Linked DNA regions of Homo sapiens: region 2 is linked to region 1. Evidence: chromatin loops called from intact Hi-C (ENCODE). Cell type or tissue: heart left ventricle. All regions are shown on one strand. Links, peaks and the distances in the headings refer to the core of each region. The heading gives the core; the rest is flanking DNA.

Region 1 (9,365 bases), core at 781-8,780:
ATGGGGCTTGAAACATGGACAAATTGCTTTCTAGAAGGGTTGTACCAACTTACGTTACAGATATCAACAGAAGACATTGTAATTTCACTGTCACATTGCCAGTTCATGCTATTATTACTTTTTCTTTTGGAACACGAAAATACACTCAAAGCGCAGAATTTGCTCTCTGCGTATTCTACTTTCCTTCAAATGGTTCATTACGATCTTACTAATATAAAATGTCCACTTTCAATCACTTGCTTCCCATTTCTCTTCTCACTCCAGGCCCCCAACAGCTTTGCTCACAGAAGTAGCCCTATCATCTACAGTTGTCTTTTGTTTTTAGTGAACATCATAATTAATTCTTTATAAGGGAAGTGGATACTTTGCTAGTTGAGACACAAAATTAGAATGTCATCTCTGCTACATATTAACATACAGTGTATAAGTAGACCTCTGCCTTCAGCAAATTGCAAACTGTGAATGAGCTGGAATATTGTACCAAATTTAAAAAATGAATAAAGAAAGTGGTATGAAATGTGTTGACGAGATGAAAATGGCTACTTAAACTTTAGACATGTCCTGCCAAGGTGAAAAGAGAGTTGCTAATTGATCCTGAAAACATAAATGTTTTCATATTCTTTTCTGTTAAAGGATGCACCTTTAATAATGACCTTCTTTTACTATACAATAGATCAGGAGATAGCCATGCACATTTATTAACAATAAAATCTCTGTATATTTCCTAAGGCATTTTTATTATTTACATGTCCACACATGGCGCTGGCTACTTTACTGACTAAAACAAGAAATAGAAGCATTAGTTTTGTACCCAATGCCATGACATGATAACTCATAAAATAACAACTGTTCTATCTATAAGTTTCCAAAAGACATTAATTTCTAAGTGGGTATAGGCCCACAGAAGGAGGGTGGATATTGGTTTAGTATTTCTCCAAATTTAACCACAAACAGTTGCAGTTCTTGACAGTAATACAGGTGCTAGCTACACCCAATAACCTGTGCTTAGTACAGTATCAGGCACCTAATGGTCACTCAGTATATACCCATGTGCATGTGAATGAATGCCCTGCTCTCAGAAAGAGATAAGAGGTAAGGATTATCTAAAAAATGTAGGCATTGTGAGTTACTCTTACTTATGCACAACAGGCCTACTTTTTGCCTTTTTAGCTACCCTAAGATAAGACAGTTTTACAAAAGCTACAAGAATGATTATTTAGGGGGAAGAAAAAGGTTATAAAGAATTTCTGAGGAACAGGAAATAAAATAGAAAATTCAGTGACTTCACTTAGAACTTTACTCACAGTATGTACCCATTTCCTTGACATTTTTTTCCCACAACTACAATTTTTGTCTTTCAATAGGTTTTTGATCTGCCTTGACTTCTATATGATTTCTTCTCTTAACTTATTGAAAACATCTTCTGTAAGATAAAACAGCTAACAAAAACCCAGTATTCCCCCTAGGTCTAGAAAATCATACTGTCCAATAGAAATAGTGGACAGTAGCAGTAGACAACTGTCTCTGCAAGAATATGAGATCATGTAGGGCCGGGCGCGGTGGCTCACGCCTGTAATCCCAGCACTTCGGGAGGCCGAGGAAGGCGGATCACGAGGTCAGGAGATCGAAACCATCCTGGCTAACAAGGTGAAATCCCGTCTCTACTAAAAATACAAAACAATTAGCCTGGCGTGGTGGCAGGCACCTGTAGTCCTGAATACTAGGAAGGCTAAGGCAGGAGAATGGCGTAAACCTGGGAGGTGGAGCTTGCAGTGAGCCAAGATTGCGCCACTGTACTCCAGCCTGGGCAACAGAGCGAGACTCTGTTTCAAAAAAAAAACAAAAAAAAAATATATATATATACACACACACACACACACACACACACACACACACACATATATGAAATCACCTCACATACACAGATGAGAATTTCATGTTTTTCTTTTCTTTTTTTAGAGACATGGTCTCGCTGTGTCGCCCAGGCTGGAGTGCAGTGACGCAACCAAAACGCTCTGCAGCCTTGACTTCCTGGGCTCAGGTCACCCTCCCATCTCAGCCTCCTGGGTAGCTGGGCGACAGACACGTGCCACCATACCCAGATAATTTTTTGGTATTTTTAGTAGAGATCGGTTTCACTATGTTGCCCAGGCTGTTCTCGGACTTTTGGGCTCAAGTGATCCACCTGCCTCAACCTCCCAAATTGCTGGAATTACAGGATTGCACCACCATACCTGGCTAGAAGTTCATGTTTTAATGCATTTATTGTTTCAACATGTACTGAACACTAATGATAACCTAATTGCTAACTCAACATCTCCTTTCATTCTTAAATCTTCTAAGGTATTTGATACTGTTGAGCATTTCATTTTAAAAATATTACTCCTAATTTTTGTGATATTGCTCCCCTTTCTCTGATATTTTCAGCTTGCTCTTGAAAAGTTCCTCTCCTTGGCCAGGTGTGGTAGCTCATGCCTATAATCCCAACACTTTAGGAGGCTGACGTGGTAGGATAGCTTGGGGCCAGGAATTAGACACAAGCCTGGGCAACACAGTGAGACCTTCTTAGGCATGGTGGCATGCACCTGTGTTCCCTGCTATTCAGGAGGCTAAAGTGGGATGTCTTGGCTACAGTAAGCCATCATTGTACCACTGCACTCCAGCCTGGGCAACAGAGTGAGACTCTGTCTCAAAAAACAAAACAAAACCAAAAAACAAAAACAAACAAAAAAAAACTTCCTCTCCATAGTCTTCAGGCTTTATGCCACTCTATGTGTTTTCTTAGTGATTTCATCAACTTCTGTGGTTTAGATTATTCTGACACTCAGATCGTCATCTCCTGACCTCTAGGCCTGTTTATATCAACTTACCAAATTTTTCATCGGATGTCCTAGAAATACATCAAACTCAATATATCTTGAATCACATGTATTATTTTATTGGTAAAAACTGATCTTACTTGATTCTCCACACCTCGGCTAAAACGATCATCACAGATGCAGTTGCCAAAGTCAGAAACAACAGTATCTTCCTTGATCAATCCCCTTCCCAGCCTGCCTCATCTTATTGGTCCCCATGTCTTCCTGATTCTCATTCCTAAATCCTGTCCCCACTTTATCTTTTGTACCCTTAAAGTCCCTGGTCCATGTCCTCTTCAACTCTCACATAAACAATTCCAATATCAATTTTGACGGAATTCTCTTCCCTACCGGCATTCTGTTTTGGCATGTGCCTAGGTATAAAAACTACTATTTCCAACATCATTTGGGTATTAAGAACCCACGACCATGTTACAGTTTGGGGCCAATTATAAAAGCACAAAGCTTTTGAACAAGGACACACTCAGCTGGCACTTGTCTTTTGCCCTTTAGCCTTCCTGGTCTTCCTGCATGTACTGCAAATGTAATGCTAAAGTGGACTAGCTCTCTGCAACCACAAGGCAAAGGCAGGAAGTGAAAGGTACACACCAAGTGCTGAGTGTCTAGATGGAGTCACCCTACTGCTCTGGATTGCTTACCTTCAGTCTCCTTCTTATGCGGTGTGAAAAACAGTTTAAGTCAGTGTTTAGTCATTCTTTCTATTATTAGCACATGAATGCAAGAGAAAGGATACATCCTTCCAGCCTGTCTTCCTGCATCTAGCTTTCTTCCTTCTTTGTCATTCCAAATTCTTTGCCAGAATCGACTTTCCAAAATATTACTCTGGCCATATTATTTCTTCTGCCTATAAACCTCTCCTTGGTTTCCATTGCCTTTATAACAAGCTCTTTACCCTAGCCTTGATGCAAGACCCTTCACCATAAGACGAGCTTGCATTCAGATTATATCACTTACTGTTTCCTTATGCAAGCACTGCACTTTGAAGACATCAGAAAATGTCATGCACTTCAACAACTTTCTGCCATTTCCATGCTCTTTCCTTTTCCAGGTAAATCTTTTCCTGCTATCCCTGCTAGATAAACTTACATTCATTTTGGAGAGCAAAGCTCAAATACTACCTTCCTCCTGCAGCTTTCACCTAAGCCTTTTCCAAACTTAAGGTCGATTTGACCACTTCCTCATTCTTTCTAAGAGCATGTTATTTACAGCACTACTGCATAGTACTTAAGAGCATATATTTGGGAACTTCCTGGACTCTATCAGGCTCTGTGACTTTGGAAGCTGATTGATCTTGAACATAGTGGCTCATTACCCTCATCTGTGAAATGCTGGTAACGTTGACATCTACCTCGAAGGGCCTCTGTAGGATTAAATAAGACATCTGGAGTTATTAGAAGAAAATCTGACATGCATAAAGTACTCACTGACAGTTAGGTATTATTTTTAGCTATTATCCTCATATTATTATATATATGCCTATCATATATACATATATATGCCTATCATATATATATATGCCTATCGTATATATGCTTATATATATATGCCTATCATATATATATGCTTATCATATACACATATATATGCCTATCATATATATGTATGCCTATCATATATATATATATATATATATATATATATGTGCCTATCACACATATATATATGCACCTATCTCTCCTCCCCTTGAGCATTTGGGGATAAATCGCTTCCTTTTTCTTATCCTCAGTGTCAATCACAGTGTTTTTCCAAAAGTACATGTTTGACAAATGTTGGATCAAATCACATTAGATTGAGCAACTCGTATGTGTAAATCCCATTCAGTGCTAAATGTCAGGTTACTAAAGTTCATTTTAATATGTGTTGCAGATGTTAAATGAGAAAACTACTACCAATCCCCATCCAACCCAAATCATTCTTGTCAAGAAAGCTTTTGAGATAGAGGAGCGACTACCTCTAAGGAAGTCTGAGTAGCTTTAGGTTGCCAAACATGGTGAGAGAGCATTCTGCCACATAAATTCCCCAGAGACGAATATAGGGAAGTACTAAAAATTTTAGAAGAATGGAGAATTGTGTCATTGCTACATCCTTAACAATGTTTAATTCAGACAACAGTCCCTGATTTTTTAAAGTGTGTAATAATCCCTTCCTTACATACTCTATGTTTTACCAATCTATTATATGCTTCCTATTCTAGGCTACTTCACGTTTAAATATAAATCAGTGCCTTCAAACATGCCAGGCACTGTGTTAGGCACAAGGAATAGAAAGATTAATAAGATTCTCCAGCCTGGGTAGAGAAAGCAAGGGCAGAGAATGCTTTAGAGAGTTATGAATATGATTCTATTTCCCCAGGGCATGATTGTGTCAAAGGAAGTCAGGAGTGTTGAATTTTGAGACCACATCCAACATTTTATTCATCTCAGCTATGGAAAAGCTAGGCAAGAAGGAAAGTATAGAATGAAATTAGGAAAGGAAAAGAACACATTTTTATAAGCTTGACTGTGGCCCAACAATATTTTTTTTCAAATAGAAGGCAACAGAAATGGGCAAAATATGTGGTGTCTCGCAAAGACAAATTTTACAGGCACCCTGCATACTTCTCACAAACTCTGTGTCCTCCTCCCAAATGAAATTATTATATATATAGATCATTCTAAAAGAACTGAAGAATCCTGGCAGGGTAATTAATGAATGACAGATCAGTCACCCATGTGAAAAAATAAAATGTGGCAAGAAATTATGGCTTTGTCAAGAACTTTGAGGTTTTTAAACTGAAAGCAATTTGTACAGTGACTATTGTGACCATACAACTTCCTAATCTCAGTTCCCATAAAGTCTGGGTGGGGGCCAGTTGGAATGGTTCATCTCAGTTGCAGAGATATCGTTCACAGAGGAAATAAAAGGATTTTAAACACTGGAGTCATTTCCTTTGGTTCTCAGGTCTTTGGTTAGTGATATCTTCGGCTCAATTCCTGCAGCCTAGCTTAGAAAAATAACGAAATCTGTTCCCTGAAAGGTTTTCCAATCAAACAAGTACAGTTTTCAACTCAAAACATTTAAGTCCAATAAAAGATTTTCCTTTGCCAGAGGGTTCTAGGAAGACTAACACCTTTCTAAGGTTCAGACTGCTCTCTAACAAGTTACATAAAAATCCGCCACCAGTGTAAATGTCAAATGCGAAAGGATGTGTTCAGGAGAGAGACCTATATAATCAAATCTCTAGCTGCTCCTTTGGAACTGCTGCTGAGGGGTCTTGCTGAAAATAATAGGGCCCTTTTATGACACATAGCACAAATGGTAATAGCAAGTTACCTCTCAAGTGGAACCTAAGAACTCTGGAATGGTTACCTGAATGTGGTGAGAGCAGACAAGCAGCGCTTTCCAAATATATCCTTCAGCTAAGGACTTTTGGAACTGCTGCAAGATTATAAAGAAAGGATAGATTGTTGGAATTTTCCTCTGCTCATATATATGCATTCTAAATGCCAAGGTTGGAAGCCCAGTGCACACAGTATTGTTCACATGCCACAGAATTTGAAATATTAGACAGCCTTTGTCCCAGATTGATCTACAAGGAACAGGAAGTATTATGGCTGTACCACCGCCGCTTTTTGTTTGGTGTGGGTTATTTCGTTTTTATTTTCCCTGAAAAGTCCTTAGTAGTAATCCTCAAGTCTTTGGGTCAGTTTCTTGATGAAAAGAAAGTCATAAAGTAGGATGGATCAAATATCAAATGGAAAATATAAATAAATAGAATTATGTTTATATCCTGATATCAAATCTTAAAGTTTTAAGACTTTTTAAATTACTTATTCCAGATATATTTGTGAATACTTATAAATCTTAATTATTAAATTAAAGAAGGATTAATGCAACATTTATAATCTCTAGATAATAATTTAATTCTAACTAATGTCAGATGAATCAAAATTTGTTCATTGCACTTATCACATGCTGCAGCTAAATGATAAATTACTGTTTTTAAAACCTTTTTCAAATGCCTAAATCCAACATTTAGAAATCTTTGATATATTTATTTAGAATTAAATTAGTATAAAAATGACAGAGCAGTCCTCTGCTTGGTAAATAATCCTGACTAACTGATGAAAAATAAGGAAGACCACCTTTTCATTGTGCAGACTTTCCCATTTTTTCTTTCTCTTGACTCTTATTTTTAGTAAATCTGAATAAAGAGTCAGAAATGATAAGGAAAAGGAGGCTTTTACTAAATGTGTCAGAAACACCTAGTGTTTCTGAAACCAGAAAAGGGAAAAAATATTAGTACCATAACATAAGATTTTAATTGCATGCAAATTTAAACCAAATGTTACTGGGAACGCTTGCCTTTTACTTTCTAACTTCTTCTCTCCAGGGAATTCCAAACCCAGGAGCACAGTGTTAACAAAGTGGCTCTGAATATGAACAGAAATGAAATTTCTGTTTTCAGTTAGTCTTGTGATACATATGCTTTCATTTTTTTCCCAAGACACAATTGGATCCTTCAACTTTAAAGTCATAATGTGAAAATCCCATTTTTGTTATTATTCTTATAAATGGTGAAGTGGTTGAGTAATATTCTCCAAATAAAGGCAAAAGGGGTGTTATTCTTTATGTATGATGGTCCTATGAGTAGGGTCCATAATTTTAATTATTTGTGCTGATTCAAACTCTTTTGCCTGGCTCCCCTTTATTTCCAACAGCAGACATTGGCAGTGTTGGGCTAAATATAAAGTTGAGGTCTTTTGACATGAGTTAGAATCAGTAGACCCAACATCGTGACTCACAGAGGCACCAACAAATACCATGGAAAAGTAAAACTAGTTCTCCACATGTTATATACTGAATATTAAAGTGACACAAAACACCCACGCACAGAACTAGTTTTATGCTATCGCCTGTTCATATACCTTATTAGGATCACTGTTAAATTTGAGAATCACACTTATTTTTAGAAATTTGGTTTAAAATAACCTTTTTTATTTATTTTATTTTATTTGAGATGAAGTCTCTCTCCGTCGCCCAGGCTGGAGTGCAGTGGTGCGATCTCAGCTCACTGTAACCTCTGCTCCTGGGTTCAAGTGATTCTCCCGCCTCAGCCTCCCAAGTAGCTGGGATTACAGGTGCATGCCGCCATGTCCCACTAATTTTTTGTATTTTTAGTAGAGGCAGAGTTTCACCATGTTAGCCAATAGGTCTTGATCTCCTCACCTAGTGATCCACCCACCTTGGCCTCCCAAAGTGTTGGGATTACAGGCGTGAGCCACCACGCCCGGCCAAAATTAACTTTTTATTTTAATCAGTTCTCATGGCATCTGTTGAAAGATTTTCTCCTTTATCACTAACCAAAAGGAAACTCAAATCTTTTCATAATAAAATATTTGTAAAACATGCAGAATAGATTTTAGCACAGAGTGGGCACACAATAACTTGTAATTTTAAACAAGAGAAATGCATAGCATCTGCTCATATCTTTATAGGAAAAAATAAACAATGCTAACATAACTAAAGCAATGCTGCAAATAGTCAACAATATTACAAATTGAGCATCCCTAATCCAAAAATCTGAAATCCAAAAGCTCTAAAATTTGAAATGTTTTGAGTTGCTTATATGATGCTCAAAATTCATGCTCCAAGAAAATGCTTATTGGAGCATTTTGGGTTTTGAGTTTTTGGATTTGAGATGCTCAATTAGAATGCAAATATTCCATGATTTGAAAAAAAAATCTGAAATCTGAAATACTTCTGGTCTCAAGCATTTCAGAAAAGGGATACTCAACCTGTATCATATGGTACATTATTTGACATAGGCAATAGAAAAGGGACTTTACCAAGAGCTAACCTAGGCAGGGAACCCTCTATAAAGTAAGTAGAATTTAAGTTTGCCTAATAATCTAAGTCAGGTTTAGAATGGAAGAAGAATAATGAGCTGGAGTATGAGCTGAGTAAAGACTGAATGGTGGTATAAGTATAGCGCGTTGGGAGAGTAAAGTGACTGGTCTTCTTGGTGTCAAAGATACATATTAGAACAAGGTGAAAATCACTATGGGTTGATCTATGATATCAGTGCTCTTTAAATCTATACTGAGAAATTCAGACTTGATAAAGAATGAAATAACAAGTCACATACAGGTTTGAAGCAGCCAAATGTTGTGATTAAAGCATTGTTTAAAGAAGCAGTGTATCTGCAAAAGTATGGAGTCCACAGGTACTTAATAAGAAATTGTGCTTATTCCATCTCTGTGATAAATGGCTGCAATTTTATCCCAGTTTCTAATCACAGCCAAAATCACATGCATGATCATTTTTTTGTGCTATAACCATGAATTGAGAATCTGAGATGTGGTTAAGCCATTCATCATTTTATTCTTTTAGACATGCATTGGACAACTACTTCACGTGCAAAGCATGTGCTAAGCATGAGTGAACAAGAAATGAATACGATACAGTCCTTTGTTGTTGTTCTGAATAGGTGTACAATTCTCACTC
Region 2 (9,365 bases), core at 484-8,483, 340 kb after region 1:
CTAGAAAAGTAAGTGCCAAGAAGGTACAAGCAGAGTATTGGTAGTATCTGCTACTAAATAGATGATTCCATGAACTTTTTTGCATCTATCATAGAACTCCAGACACTCACATTTTTATTCTGGGTGACTGAGAGCAAGGGCTCAAAAACAATGGTCAAACTGGCCTGACCACACTGCCATTACAGACTTGCAAAAGCAATACACAGAGGAAGATAACGGATTGGCCAGTAAATACAGTAAACAATGTTCAAAATCATTAGTCATCCAGGAAATGCAAAATAGAGCTACAATAATATACCAGTTCATACCCACAAGGATGGCTGAAACCAGAAAGACTGATAACACTAAATGTTGGTTAGTTATTATAGACCTAAACTTCCCAAATACTGTTCATGGATGGGTAAAATGATACAGCTACTTTGAAGAACTGTTGGCTTACATTTTCTTTTGTTTTGTTTTGAGATGGAGTGTCGCTCTTGTTGCCCAGGCTGGAGTGCAATGGCGCGATCTCAGCTCACCACAACCTCCACCTCCTGGGTTCAAGTTATTCTCCCCCTCAGCCTCCAAAGTAGCTGGGATTACAGGCATGTGCCACCACACCCGGCTAATTTTTATTTTTAGTAGAGACAGGGTTTCTCCATGTTGGTCAGGCTGGTCTCGAACTCCCGACCTCAGGTGATCCGCCCACTTCAGCCTCCCAGAGTGCTGGGATTATAGGCGTGAGCCACTGGGCCCGGCCTGGGTAGCATTTTATAAAATTAAACAGGCAGAGCATGGTGGCTCACACCTGTAATACTAGCATATTAGGAGGCCAAGGTGGGTGGATCACTTGAAGTCAGGAGTTTGAAACCAGCCTGGCCAACATGGTGAAACCCCGTCTCTACTAAAAATGCAAAAAAATTAGCCAGGCATAGTGGTGGGCACCTATAATACCAGCTATCCGGGAGGCTGAGGCAGGAGAATCGCTTGAACCTGGGAGGCAGAGGTTGCAGTAGCCAAGATCGTGCCACTGCACTCCAGCCTGGGCAACAGAGAGAAACTCCGTCTTAAAACAAATAAATAGGCCGGGTGTGGTGGCTCATGCCTGTAATCCCAGAACTTTGGGAGGCCAAGGCAGGTGGATCACAAGGTCAGGAGTTCGAGACCAGCCTCACCAACATGGTGAAACCCTACCTCTACTAAAAATAAAAAATTAGCCGGGTGTGGTGGCGCAGGCCTGTAATCCCAGCTACTCAGGAGGCTGAGGTAGGAGAATCACTTGAACCTGGGAGGCGGAGGTTGCAGTGAGCCAAGATCACGCCACTGCACTCCAGCCTAGACAACAGAGCGAGACTTGGTCTCAAATAAAATAAAATAAAATAAAATATTTAAAAAAGAAAAAGATAAAAATAAAATTAAACATGCTTCTACCTATGACCCAACAATTATACCCCTAGTTATTTACCCAAAAGAAAAAAATATATACACAAAAATATTTTATAAGAATATGAATAGCAGCTTTATTCACAGCAGCCCCAAACTGGAAATGGCCCACTGTCTATCAACAAGAGAATGGATTTTTAAAAATGGAGTACATTTATAAAATAAAATAATCTTCAGATATCAAAAATAAACTTTTGATACATACACAGACATGGATAAATCTTAAAATCATGCCAAATAAAAGAAGACAGGAACAGAAGAATAGATGTGTGTTATTTATTTATATGAAGTCCAAGATGAGGAGAAAATACACAGTCATAGAAATCAGAAAGTGGTTGCTGGGCAGTTGAGGAGTCAAGCAAGGAGAACAAGATAATATTCTAGAGTGATAGAAATGTTTGCTATCTTATTTTTTATGTACTCACATTAGGAATGCATATACTTACCAGACCTCATCAAATTGAACACTTGAGATCTTTGCATTTTATTATGTCTTATTTATATTTCAATTAAAAAGTATATACTGCTATTGCAAAAGACACTGAATTTTCCATGATAAGAAAGGTTAGAGATGGCTCTGAAACTGAAGCCCAGTGATCCCCAAATTCTAATTGTCTAGACTCCATAAAATCTGAGTTCCACTATCTTTCCCCTCCTTGGCACGACCTCTGAGAGCAATGCCAGGGAGCATCTAACAGCCAAAAGGCAGGCAGCCAGAAAGAAGAGCAAAGAGTCTGGATAAAGAGCCTCTGAATAACCAAGAGCTGGCAGCATTATCCGGTGTCTGCCAACAGATCAGGGGTCAGGGCTGCTGGAGCAAGAAAAAATGGAGCACAGCACAAAAGAAGAGGCCTCTTACATGCTTCCAGAAATTACAGAGCTCCAGGGAACACCTGCTGTTCTATCTACTCAGTCAGCACTAGCAAACAAAAGAAAGAAAGGGAGGGGCAGAAGGAAGGTGCTCTAAGGAAAAAAAATGCAATGAGGAAGCAGAAAATAACCAATACTATAAGATTCATAGGCACAATTTAATAAGTGCTAGGGGGAAATAATAACAGCTAACACTTACATGCAACCTACTATCTATCAAATACTATTTCAGTATATTTATACTGTAGTGACTCAATTAGTCCTCATAACAATGTTAAGAAGTAGTTATTATTATAATCTGCATTTTGTAGGTGAGGAAACTGAGGAAGAAAGAAATAAAATAACTTTAAAAGATAAGGTCATATAACTACTAAACTGTTGAATTGGGATTCAAATCCAGGCAGAGACTTCTTTCTTGGATTGGAATTCATGCTCTCAAATATTCTGCTATAATGCTGCTTAGCTTGGGTTCTTCCAAAGCAGATTTTAAGACAAAGACTGGGTTGGGTTTGTTTGTTTGTTTGTTTTGGGGGTGGGGGGAGGTAATCCCAAAAAGCAAACAGGAAGGAAGAAACAGAGAGAAAATGAAGAATCAATATAAATGTGTGTTATTGAGATCTATGTTATAAGGTATAATCCAAAAATATGATTCTAAACCTTCCAACCAACTAAATGGACCCCCTCCTCTCAGCCAAGGGCATTCCAAAACTAACCTGAAACACTAGTTCAGGCCATGATGGGAACATGGGGTCAGACGTACCTCATCGTACCCTCCTCCCTTTGGAATTCAGGTACAACTGACCAGCATTAACATTGAAACAGAGACCTTAAGGCTGACAAAGCAGACCCTTTGTAGCAATAAGATATTAACATGACAGATATCAGGCCCTGAAAGGAATTGAGTATTTTACCCCCAAGTATATTTAATATTGGGTTGTAACAAATATTAGTAACCAATTACTTTTGCACCAACATATTATGCCTAATATTTCTTTGATATATTTTGAAATGGGCCTGCAAATCCATTTCTTGTGGGAAAAATCTATATTCTGTGGAGAATCCCCTTCCCTTTCGAGGTCTTTTCTTATCCAGGAGATAAGTTAACTAAGAGTGTAGCAACTTTTTAAGTTTGATAAAATCATTTACAATCTATTCTCTCAGAAGCTTGCTACCTGGGGCTTCATCTGAATAATAAGAACCTTGGTCTCCATAACGTTTAATCTTAAACCCAGACACTCCCTTCTATTGATTCTATGCTTTTAGGTAAACTCAACCAATTGGCAATCAGAAAATCTTTGAATCCACCTATGGCCTGGAAGCCCCACCCACCCACTTCGAGTTGTTCCACCTTTCCTGACTGAAGCAATGTACATCTTATATGTATTGATTGATGTCTTATATGTCCCTAAAATATATAAAACCAAGCAGTAGTGTGACCATCTTGGGTACATATTAGGACTTTCTGAGGCTGTGTCATGAGCATGTCCTTAACCTTGGAAAAATACACTTCTGAATTGAAGCCTGTCTCAGATACTTTTCGGTTTACAAAGGTAAAGGCCCTGGATCCTGCTGAGGCCTCTGAGAAGTGTTCAAAATGTCACCTAGAATTGTCTACTGAAAGATGAGAGCTAGAGATTTTGCCACTGGGTAAGGGTTGCCCTCAAGGGAATCATCCTGCCAGTACTTCCAAGCTGTGTCTGGGCATGAGAAAACAAGCTCCCTTGGCATCAGAGAAAGCCCATGGGCAGAAAGTGGAAAGGTACACAAGTAAAATCGGGCAGGATGCTGTCAAGTGCTAGGTGAGGTAGAACTGTCCATCATAGTTGCAGCTGAAACCAGAGATGAGCCAGGGATGAGGATGGGGCAATGTGAATCAGTTACTACTATCAACTAAGTAAGAATAATACTTACTTAGAATAAGTATACTAAGAATACTTACTCTAAGAATAATAAGTGCAATGGTTATAATCATAATATCAATATTAATTGAACACCTGCTTCTACAGATCTTTCATGCATTGTCTCTCTGAATCATCAGAACAATCTAATGTTGTAGGTGTTATTATTCACATTTTACTGATGAAGAAATTGGAATGTACAGAGTTCGGGCAACTTGCTTAAGGACACACCAACTAGTAAGGATACAGAGCTAAGGATTAAAGGTTCAAAGGAAACAGAATTATGGTTAATTATCTTATTAACAATCTGTTGTGTCGAAAGAATAAAGCTCAGAAATGTCCTTAACATTTCTGTATTTCTGCACCACATATCCCACTGTGAAAGGGAGATTAAAAGAGAAACCATTATAGGTATATGGTAATATAAATATGTAGAGAAAGTCAATGATCCAAAAGAGCAGAAGATTGTTATAAGATGCAGGAATGGGAACTGCTTGCTGTTATAGAATAATACCATCTTTTCCTGTTGCTAATATGAATATCATGTGATAATGTACTAAAGTTACCTCAGGTTCAGCTATCAGTGATGATGCCATATTTGTCTCCTTTAAAAGTTACTCAGGGCCGGGTATGGTGGCTCACACCTGTAATTCCAATACTTTGGGAGGCCGAGGAGGGCAGATCACCTGAGGTCAGGAGTTTGAGACCAGCCTGGCCAACATGGTGAAACCCTGTCTCTAGTAAAAATACAAAAAATTAGCCAGGCTTGGGGACACATGCCTGTAATCCCAGGTACTCAGGAGGCTGAGGCATGAGAACCGCTTGAACCTGGGAGTTAGAGGTTGCAGTGAGCTGAGATCGGGCCACTGCACTCCAGCCTGGGTGACAAGAGTGAAACATCATCTCAAGAAAAAAAAAAAAAAAGTCACTAAGTCACTATTGGTGAAGGTCCTCAGCAAGAAGAAATTGCAAGATAATTCTAGAACTAGCCAATAAATTTACACTGAAACCACTTTATGTATATTCTAATTAAAAATATTGCTTTAGTCTTAAGGAGAATTTATGCCCTTTCTGGTAAGTACTATTAAAATATTTGGAGTATACTACATATACTAGTAGACCAGAGTATCCTATAATAATTATTGTAGCAGACATGTTTCTGCAGCCTTTGCAGTCCAGCTAGTCCTCTTACAGCTCCCGCTGAAGCACATTTTAATACAAACATGGTTATTCCAGGTGACTTCCCCAACTTGAGTCTGAGTGAACCAGGTAGTGGCCTGAACAAGACTGAACCAATCAGATGTCTTTTCTGGAAATACAGAAATATCATGTGATGAATTATAAATCTCTATAGGGAATTCGAATTAAGAAGTGATGTCAAGGAAAAACTGGGATTTAGTTGTGTGAATGAAGCCACAGACAAAAAAAGTCTGTCTGGGAAGGGATAACAGAGAGCAGGAGTGAGAGAGGCAGGGGTCTGAGACGGGGAGAGGGAGAAAGAAAAAGTATAGACCATAATAGAGATAAGAGAAGATTTTATTCAAAGGTAGTGAAAGAAATGTTTCAGTTCTGGATGGCTTCTTAGTTTTTGGCTCCAGTTTCTTGCAATACCTGGATCCACTACTGATTCTGAGCTCCATAAGGCATTCCTTTATCCAAATATTAAGTTATTCTTTTCTGCCTAGAAGATCTTGAGTAGAAATTGCAATTAAATGACCACTGACTAGGCAAAATGGAAGGAGCAGATGCACAGAAAGAAGCAGAGCTGAAGGACCATGTGGCTCAGAGAGAGAAACCAAGGACTTTCTGGTTCTGATAAGATGTGTCACATGTTTCATAGGAATCCTGTGTATCATTCCAGTGACTCCCGCTTTGTCTTCGCTAGCTTGAATAATTTATATTCCTAACAACCAAATGGTTACTTTTTTTTTTTTTTTTTTTGAGATGGAGTCTTGCTCTGCTGCCCAGGCTGGAGTCCAGCGGCGCTATCTCGACTCAATGCAAGCTCTGCCTCCCAGGTTCATGCCATTCTCCTGCCTCAGCCTCCCAAGTAGCTGGGACTACAGGTGCCTGCCACCACGCCCGGCTAATTTTTTGTACTTTTAGTAGAGACAGGGTTTCACCGTGTTAACCAGGATGGTCTCGATCTCCTGACCTGGTGATCCGCCCACCTCGGCCTCCCAAAGTGCACCGCGCCCCGCCAGTGGTTACTTTTTAGACACTGGTAATCTTCCCTTTTGTTTATGTCTTTTCATTTTCCACTGTAAAATGCATTTATTGTCCTTCATCTTTGGCTTTCAAATCAGCATTTCCACTTCACATTAAGGATTCAGTGACCCTCCATTGAAGATTTTAACGTCGTTTCAGTTCTAAAGCCATAATCACATAAGTAAAGATAAAAAGCCTGAACCAAACATTATACATAAATAATGACATTGTAAGTCAAGAAGTTATTATAAAACACTGCAAAGAATATGTGAGAAAGGCCATGCAGCAGATTCTTAAATATTTGTTTAGAAATATATCATGTATATGTAGCTTCTACTCCAAAAACATAGTGTTATAGGTTTCTACACCTATATTTTTTGTGTTTTTTTTTCCCCATTGTTGGTTTTATTTTAGCAGTATTCATTATGAACATCATGATTTGGGAGAATTAAAAAATGTTTACATACGTGTGTGTATATGTGTGTGTTGTGTGTTGTGTGTGTGTGTGTACTGATACACACACATGTGCATGCATTTTTTTTTAAGTACCCACAATGGACTTTTTGGTAAGCAAATGTCAACATAAAGTTCACGGAGAGGCTAAACGACTTCCTGTGTGTGTTTATTTCCCGTACTGCCTGTGAGGAAGTCTAAAAAGAACAGTTTCTACCCAACAGCTCTCAGAGTTTCAATAGGTTTTTCAAAGTTACCTCCCCACCCCGTGCCCCAAGCAAAGGATTCCCACTATGTGGTTTCTAAAGATTTCACTTACAACTTGCTGAATACAGAGCCTGAATGGACAGTAAAACCCATACCAAACCTCTCTTTGCACCCTGTGTGGGACAAGTGGTTACTTTGTTCATTTACAAAGGCCTAAAAAAGAGAGAGACAAACTGCCCTTATGGTATAAGAAGCTTCTTTCAAATAAATCCTTATAAAGGGATCTAAATCATGGCATTCAAAAGGAAGGAGGCTGCACAAGGAAATGGGTAGAAACTTTTAAGTTCTTCTCATACCCTGTCACCCCGGAGGAAGAGAAAATATATCTTCTCTTCTTTGACATTATCTTTTGTAACATTCCTCAAAGATGAGTCTCTAGCTTGGTCTCCGTAGATTTGCTTCTCTGAGGAAAGTCAGGCTTTTTTGTTATTGTTATTGTTACTCCCTTGACATGGGGATTGTCTTTATTTTTCCAACATCACTTGTTTTATGACTTGTAAACATAAAGTATCTGAGTGAGCTTTGCTTATCAGAGGCCCTTTTTATCAAATAATCATAAAACATGGTGCTTTCTGGCACTTAATTTTATTGTTATTGTCAAGCTTCAAAACTTCAAAGGGTGGAATGTGATAGAACATTTTTTGTGCTCTAGAAGACATGTTTTAGGGCTCTTGCCAGCCATGCTGTGCTTCCAGAGCTCCCACTGAAGACTGTCCCTAGACCAGCAAGGTTATACCAGGTGACCCCTCCTACTTACATCTGCTAGGACCAGGGAATCTCCTGATCTGCTTTGACTCCTCATATACTGTCTCCTAAAAATTGGGAATTGCCACTCAGTGACTAGGAAACCTCTATTAGGACACAATAAGAAGAAGCTCTGTCTACTATTAAATACTAATTATTACAACGACTCAGAGTTCTTCAGAGATTAGAACAAGGGTTTCTGGCATGAATGTGAATGGAGAGGCAATTTCAAATTCTGCCAGTTGCTTTAGCTGGGAAAGGATAGGTAGGTGTTAGACTTAAAGCCTAGACACGAATTTTAACCATGCCCATTTCTACTTAATGATCCTGAGTAAGTCACTCCAAAACTCTGCACCCTCCCCTCATCTGAAAATCCCTGGCTCATTGGGTTACTGTGGAAGTTAAAATAAAATGAGGTATGTGAAAGTATCTGGTACATAGATAATATTCCATAAAAGCATGTTGAAAAAGAGAACAGTAGAGAAAAGTTGTTCAGAGCGCAGGTTCTGGGGGCTGACTGCTGTGATCAGCATAATGCTGCTTACCCCCAGCTCTCTAATTTTGATAAACTCCTGTACCCTTCCTGTGCCTCCCTTTCTTTATCTGTAGAATTGGACTAATAATAGAACCCACCTTCTAAGATTGTCATTGGGATTAAATAAGTTAATAAAGCATATAATAGAGTTTCTTGTACTCATTACATGATGTTAATAACTATTATTGAATTTAAAAGCTACTATTATTTTTTATTCTTAAAACAATATAAACATATAACCTTGTTTACGGACAGAAATTTGTGAAAGCCTTGTCTCCTCTCCTTTTCTACTTCCTTCCCTTCCCCCCCTTCCTCTCTCTCAATTTTCCTCCCTCCCTCCTTCCTTCCATCACTCTCTTCCATCCTCCATTTCTTTCTTTGTTCCTTCCTTCCTCTCTTTCTAAATGAAAAAAAAAGTAGCATAGGCTAATTTCTTTACATTTGAGTAATTGATTCTAATACTCATTTTCCTTTTCCCTCCTAAAAGTTACTCTACAGCTCATTTCTGGCTCAGTGCACATTCAATGAACCCAAGCACACTAGTGCTCCTGCGTGAGTGTGTGGAAGATAAAGTCATACAGAACATCCCTGGAGGACAGTCCCACAGCCCCAGAGTAACTGCGACTGAAATGGGCTGATTCCCCAAAATGAAATTAGCCTATAAAAATGACGATACATTGAAAACGATTCTTACAAGTCTTTTAATAGTTTAACATCAAGAGGTAAGCTAGTTTATCTGTTTTAAGAGAAATGTCAATGCTAGACCATAAGTGATGCTAGGGCAGGAGTTAATAATCTTATCTCTGCACCTAATACCATGTCTGGTACACGATGGTCCACAAAAAAACCTATTCATTCATTAAACATTTAATGGGGCTGGCAGCGGGCCAGATACTGTGTAGAAGCTGGGAGTACAACCATGAGAAAGAAAGACACAGACTCTGCTTTTATAGATATTAATAATTAGC

Evidence for each region. A loop is a pair of places that touch in the nucleus more often than their neighbours do. Peaks named below come from ENCODE experiments on the same cell type or tissue, not always from the same donor. Only the 100,000 strongest peaks of a DNase experiment are listed, where the experiment ranks them.
Region 2: a loop joins it to region 1, with 2.7 times the contacts of the local background. A loop is called at or near these places in 2 of 110 quality-filtered maps.

The regions. Positions count from the first base shown.
Region 1 is chr3:29,509,806-29,519,170 of GRCh38, reverse strand. All of the region lies in intron 3 of RBMS3 (RNA binding motif single stranded interacting protein 3), which reads right to left. Among named protein-coding and RNA genes, the nearest start is that of RBMS3-AS2, 130 kb to the left of the region's middle. RefSeq lists an enhancer at 3,268-3,885. In heart left ventricle, for the core only: no CTCF peak of the experiment used is centred there; no DNase peak of the experiment used is centred there; H3K4me3 peaks cover 1,048 bases; H3K27ac peaks cover 1,483 bases.
Region 2 is chr3:29,169,554-29,178,918 of GRCh38, reverse strand. No RefSeq gene overlaps it. Among named protein-coding and RNA genes, the nearest start is that of RBMS3-AS3, 110 kb to the left of the region's middle. In heart left ventricle, for the core only: no CTCF peak of the experiment used is centred there; no DNase peak of the experiment used is centred there; H3K27ac peaks cover 400 bases.